Linked DNA regions of Mus musculus: region 1 is linked to region 2. Evidence: chromatin loops called from intact Hi-C (ENCODE). Cell type or tissue: heart. All regions are shown on one strand. Each heading gives the region's core, and the rest is flanking DNA. Links, peaks and the distances in the headings are about the cores only. Region 1 overlaps Edar (ectodysplasin-A receptor). Region 2 holds the start of Edar (ectodysplasin-A receptor).

What was found. Hi-C counts contacts between places; a loop is a spot of excess contacts. Peaks named below come from ENCODE experiments on the same cell type or tissue, not always from the same donor. Only the 100,000 strongest peaks of a DNase experiment are listed, where the experiment ranks them.
Region 1: a loop joins it to region 2, with 5 times the contacts of the local background. A loop is called at or near these places in 14 of 42 quality-filtered maps.

What each region holds. Positions count from the first base shown.
Region 1 is chr10:58,626,330-58,629,140 of GRCm38, reverse strand. It overlaps Edar (ectodysplasin-A receptor), which reads left to right. Exons shown (of 12, transcript NM_010100.3): 4 at 500-681. Among named protein-coding and RNA genes, the nearest start is that of Edar, 48 kb to the left of the region's middle. In heart, for the core only: a CTCF peak has its summit at 1,261 (motif pointing left); no DNase peak of the experiment used is centred there; H3K27ac peaks cover 162 bases.
Region 2 is chr10:58,674,427-58,677,237 of GRCm38, reverse strand. Edar (ectodysplasin-A receptor) reads left to right here and starts at 1,542. Exons shown (of 12, transcript NM_010100.3): 1 at 1,542-1,782. In heart, for the core only: a CTCF peak has its summit at 1,464 (motif pointing right); a DNase peak (open chromatin) is centred at 1,557; H3K4me3 peaks cover 566 bases; H3K27me3 peaks cover 867 bases.

The DNA.
Region 1 (2,811 bases), core at 70-2,569, 48 kb after region 2:
GCACTGCCCAGATGTGCACTCCCCAGATGTGCACTCTCCAGATGTGCACTCTCTAGCATATTTCTCAGGTGTTCTGAATTCTGGAAAAATGGTTTTGTCCTGACCTGTTGTGCTCATAGTCTGATTGTAAGTGTGGTGTAAATGTTCTCCAGGAACAGGCCATCAGTTCTGAGAGGTGCCCCCCCCCTTCTGTGGAAAGGATAAACACACATGCTCTTTGAAGCACCAGAAAAATGTCTGAGGTGACAGTATCTGGGATTCTTCCAGAGTTCTGAGAAAACTTGGGCTCCTAGTGAGGCACTCCAAGAAGCCAGTGGACCTATATTTAAAGGACCTCATCTGAGGCTGGAGGCTGTCACTCAGCATCAGGTGGTAGAGAGGAGGAAGCTTGTAGCTACTGTAGGATGGGCAGCTGAGACTGGAAACAGTGCACCCACCATTGTGCAGTCCACTGTAGTCACATGTTGTGTGTCCTCGTATCCCTTGTCTCCCTGGCCAGTCCTGTGGATACGGCACTAAAGACGACGACTATGGCTGTGTGCCCTGCCCTGCAGAGAAGTTCTCCAAAGGAGGTTATCAGATATGCAGGCGCCACAAAGACTGTGAGGGCTTCTTCCGGGCCACTGTGCTGACACCAGGAGACATGGAAAACGACGCTGAGTGTGGCCCATGTCTCCCTGGGTAAGTGTGGGCGTGTGCCTCCGGGCTGACCCCTGAACGGTGAGGAACACTGACCCTGTGAGCAGAACCCCACAGGCGCAACAGGCCTTCACAAAGTGTCATGCCCACCTTTGCCACCTTCTCTGGGGAATAACAACAGGATGGGGAGGCTTGTCGCTGCCCATGGCCAGGCAGGCAGCCTTCAGGCACTGCATTTGTGCCTGATATGGGGCATCATCATAGAATAGCCTGACTATGATGTATAGCCTTTGTAAAACAAGCCGGCTGAACACTTACAATGAAGCATTTTAGAAGGGAAGTAATCCAGTATTCTACAGGAAGGTATTATTTTTGGCGTTCTGGGAAATGTGTGGGTAAAAACCTGAATCCTCTGTTATCTGTGCTTTCCACTCTGCTGTGTTATATAGGTCTCCCATCCCATCACCCCACCACTCCACCCCCCAAAAAGCAAAGTGAGAATGCAATTGGTCTGAGAGACAAAAAGATAAAAATCTTTCTGTTTTCCTGATAGACTGCATTAGCAAATTCTGCCTAGAATCAGAAAATTCCTGTCTGGACACCCAATCAATACACACAGCTGTTGCTACTGCCTCCCTCTAGTGGCCACAGCATAGCATGTTTCTCCAGACTCCCAGATGAAGAGAGAAGCAGGGTGGGAGGAGGGGGAGGAGATAGAAGGCTGATGGTGGGCCCTGGTGGTGGTGGTGGTGATGGTGGTGGTAGAGGTGAAGGTGGTGAAGGTAGAGATGGTGGTGGTGGTGGCAGTGGTAGAGGTGTGATGGTGTAGGTCTGGGTGGAGGTGGTAGCAGAGATGGTGGTGGTTGACTGGATGGTGCTGATGGCCATGATGTGGTGAGCCTAGGGGAGTGGGAGGAGCTAATTCTAGTGGTGAACATTACCTTTTGGGAAGGAAGTACAGAAAGACAACTCCAATGTAAACATAATTGTGTAGTAAATTCACTATTCATCACACACACACACACACACACACACACACACACACACACACACACACACGGAGAGTTCAATTTCATTATAGAGAAGTATCGTATTTCACAGCGTCCCTCACTGCCTGTGACAATGGTGACACCCACCCCAGTTTCCCAGAGTTCTATCTTCAGCTCAGGCCACCTCCTGAGCTACAGACTCAGGTATCCAAATATTTGCCAGGCAATCATGTTCAGGTCACTGACATGATTCAAATGTATTTGCCTAGCGAATCTGTGAAACAGTAGAACCTCATCTTGTCACCTTATCCTTCCGTATGCTCAAGAGCAGAGCCGTCTAAATGGAGAGGGCGGTAGACTACTTCCTTTGAAAAGATGAGAAAAAAAAATGTGTTTCTTTTTGCATAATTGTTGCAGGTATTGGGTTGTGGGACTCCCCAAAAAACAGCAGCAGCATTAGAACCAGAATGGTCTCTAATATGGGTCCCCATATACCTGTATAAGCACCACTGAGAGACCCTAGGCTTGCCGCTGATTTTGATGAATTCATGTATTCATTGGCTTTAGATTGGTTTTTTTCTTGGTTCAAACTTATGATACACAACAAAATGCAGAGCACCTGGCAGTCACCCGCGTAAGGCACACCCATCCCATTGTGCGTCCTTTGGAGGGAAAGAACCTTCTGTGTAAACACCGTTTATGAGCCATGTGATAGCTGGATTATTTCTTTTCCTGGGAAGCAGCAAGCATCTTCAGGGCCTGGTCCTCTGGTTCCCATGGCCTCCGTGAGGAGTTCACACCAGGATGTGTGGAGATGCTAGAGGCTGGTGGAGCCAGATGGAAGCATTCTAGCAACCAGCACCAAACTAACTGATGCAGGTCCCCACGCAGAAGGCCAAGTCAGGGAAGGATGCAACAGGGCTCAGTGGCAGCAGGATCCTTTTGACAGCGTCAAGGGAAATGGCTGAGGAGTGAATAGCCTGGGACCTAGGGAGCAAGGACCTCAGTATGGAGAGCAGAGGATCTGGGACAGAGGCCCTGGGGTGGCAAGAGTCTCAGGGATGCCCAGCAGCTAGATGGGGGCGCAAGGTGAAGAATAGGTGCAGAAGACTCACTGGTGTTTGCCCTCCCTGTGCCGGTGTGGATAGTTACATATGTTGAAATGTCAAATACAGGAGGAAGA
Region 2 (2,811 bases), core at 264-2,763:
AACAAGTGCACTCCACAGGGAAGACTAGCTCAGTAGCTTGCATTGGATTCCCCGATGTGATAAACTTCCATTTATTACTAACTCACTGTAGGTTCAGCCTGGGGAACGTAGCTAACCAAGCCTGAACACTCAAGGGCGCCTGCACTGTCTGGATGAGTTGTCCACACTGGTCAGCAAGCTAAGAAAAGAGCATTGTGCTTTCCCACAGCAATAATCATTAAGTTCAGGATCCTCGGCCTAAGCCTGTACTCTGCCATCTGTCTCTCTACTGAGAGTCCTGCTTTCTCCAGTGTATCTAAGGCAGAGGGAACAGGACGGGAGCAGAGTATATAGAAGGCTCCACTCCTAGGCTGGCTTGCCAGCAATTGCCTTTAGTCCCAGCTCCTGGGAAGCAGAGGCAGGTAGGTCTATGCGAGTTAGAGACCAGCCTGGTCTACAAACCAAGTTCCAGGATCACTAAGGCTGTTACACAGAGAAACCCTGTTTCCAAAAAAACAAAGAGGTGGAGGAGGAGGCGGGAGATGAAGAAAAGAGGTAAGGAAGAGGAGGAGGAAGAAGAGAAGGAAGATGAGGAGAAAGAAGGAAGAAGGAGAAAGAGAAGGAAGGAGGAGGAAGAAGAAAGAAAATAAGGAGGAAGAGGAGGAGGAGAAGCAGAAGAAGGAGGAGGAAGAGAAGGAGGAGGAAGAGAACAACAACAACAACCTGTTGTTTCCACTCCTTACTGTGGCGGGGGACCATGAGGTTGAGGGAGAAAGGAATGAGGCTGTTACATTCTTTTAAGGCTGGGTGTTTTCCAGATAACTTATTTTTTGAAAGAGAATTGATCAATACCAAAAGGTTTGCATTTAACGTTTCCTTGCTATCAAATCACATGGGGTATATGAGGTTATCGGAGCATATATAGTTATCTGGAAATGTAAAGGATACATAGGGCTATCAAGAGTTCTGTGAGGTATGTGCACGTCTCTGGAGTGGTAGAGTCTGTATTTATATGAGGCACATACTGTAGTTACAAGAGTTAGATATGTTTATCTGAACTTGTCTGGAGCCTATATTGAGTTACCTGGAATGACATGGAGAGAAGATGTTGAGGAGAAAATGGTGACTCAAATCTGTGGTGAGCAGGAGAGAGATTGGAAATATGTACAAGTGTATTCCAGGCTGCATGAAGGAGCGTGAATGGATACAGCAGTATTCATCATACCTATAACCATCTTGTGGGGAAGGGGGCTGTGCTTAAGTTCTGATTAATGATAACTTAATGCAAATTTCATCTTTCATTATTCTTGTGCCCAAAGGCCCAACTTGCTTTGATAGAAGCAAGACCCCCACGCACTCCAAAAGGAAAAACCTCAATGCTTTTTACACATTCCAGCTTGTCCCTTAAGGGGCAGGAAGTCCTGTGGAGCCAGGTGCACTCAGCGGCAGAGCCTGAGGCTGTGCCCAGGCTCCTGCACTGCCGATGCCTGGCGCGGCCTCTAGGTGGCGCGGGTGGGTTTGAAGCGAGGGGCCTCCTCTCCGCTCGACTGTTTGTAAACTCGCAGTCCAGACCGGGAACAGTCAAGAGCGAGTTCCCGGGAGCCCTTCAAAATAGAAAGTTAGTTGCGCTGGCAGCAGAGGTGTGCCTGGCCGCTGTCACCCGGCTGGCCCCAGGATTGTGGAGCTCTGCTTTTGAGAGGACACCGACGGACGCCTGTGAAGCCTGCCCCCCATCCCTTACCTGCTCGCCTTCTCCGTAGACCCATCTTCTGCTGGGAAAAGCTAACCTCATTCGGGTACCAGGTAAACCTTGGTTCTTTCACTTCTGGTTTTCCGTATTCTTCAACTGTGGACGAAACCGAGGTGTCCTTGGCTAGGAAGGATCTCGGGTACATTTTTGAAATGCATGTCATTTTTGGGTTGCGTTTGGACAAGCGTTACTGATTACTTGTGTGTCTGTCTGTGCTACAAGTTCACAGGCTTGAGGTTGTTTCTTTGTTTTGAAGAAAATATCAGAAAACTCATTCCGCTGTTGAGTGCGCTTTGGTTAGAGTGCCAAACTGTGCGTCACAGACAGTACTTGTGCTACTAAAACACGTGTTGCCATCTGGGGAGAGGACCGGAGTTTCTCCAACTCGCTCACAGAAGAAGGCAAGAGGCACCTGGGACTTTAGTGGCATTCGTCACCTGCCTCTACCCAGAGTAGCTCATTGTCTTAAGAGGCCATTCAGGCAGGCTTCCAATCAAGTCTGAGACCCAATGCCATAGTCCTATGTTGTCGGAGAAGAGGAAGAGAGTGTGTTAGATAGGTCTTTGTGACACTTGAGGTTTTCATTTCTAGCCAAAGGTTCCTTTAGTGTTCCGAGGCATCTGGGGTAGAAGGGCCTCATGCAGAGAGTAGAGTTGGATTTTTCAGCCTTTGCGGTAAGAAACTCCTGCAAGGCAAAATGTGTGATCTCAGGGCAGATGGGGCAGCAGGTGAGGTCACTGCTGGAGTATCCACATCACCAGGGGACAGCTAAAGCAAGAGAGGTGACAAGGGCCAAAGACCTGGTCAGTCAGGTTGCTAGACAGTCAGTGGGAAACAGTCCCCCTTTTCAAGACTGAAATCATAGTTGAGAGAGAGAGAGAGGTGGTGGAGTGTGGCAGGGCCAACTTCTTCTTTACTTCTTCTGGGGCCCCTACCTTGCTGTTTTGAAGTGGCACCTGGGTACACCTTCAAATGCAGAGTGAAACTGAGGTTTGTTCAAAGTATCAAAGAGTCAAGAGGGCATAAAAGGACAGAGAAGTCCCGATGTACAACAGACATTCTAGGTCATGATCGCTTAAAAC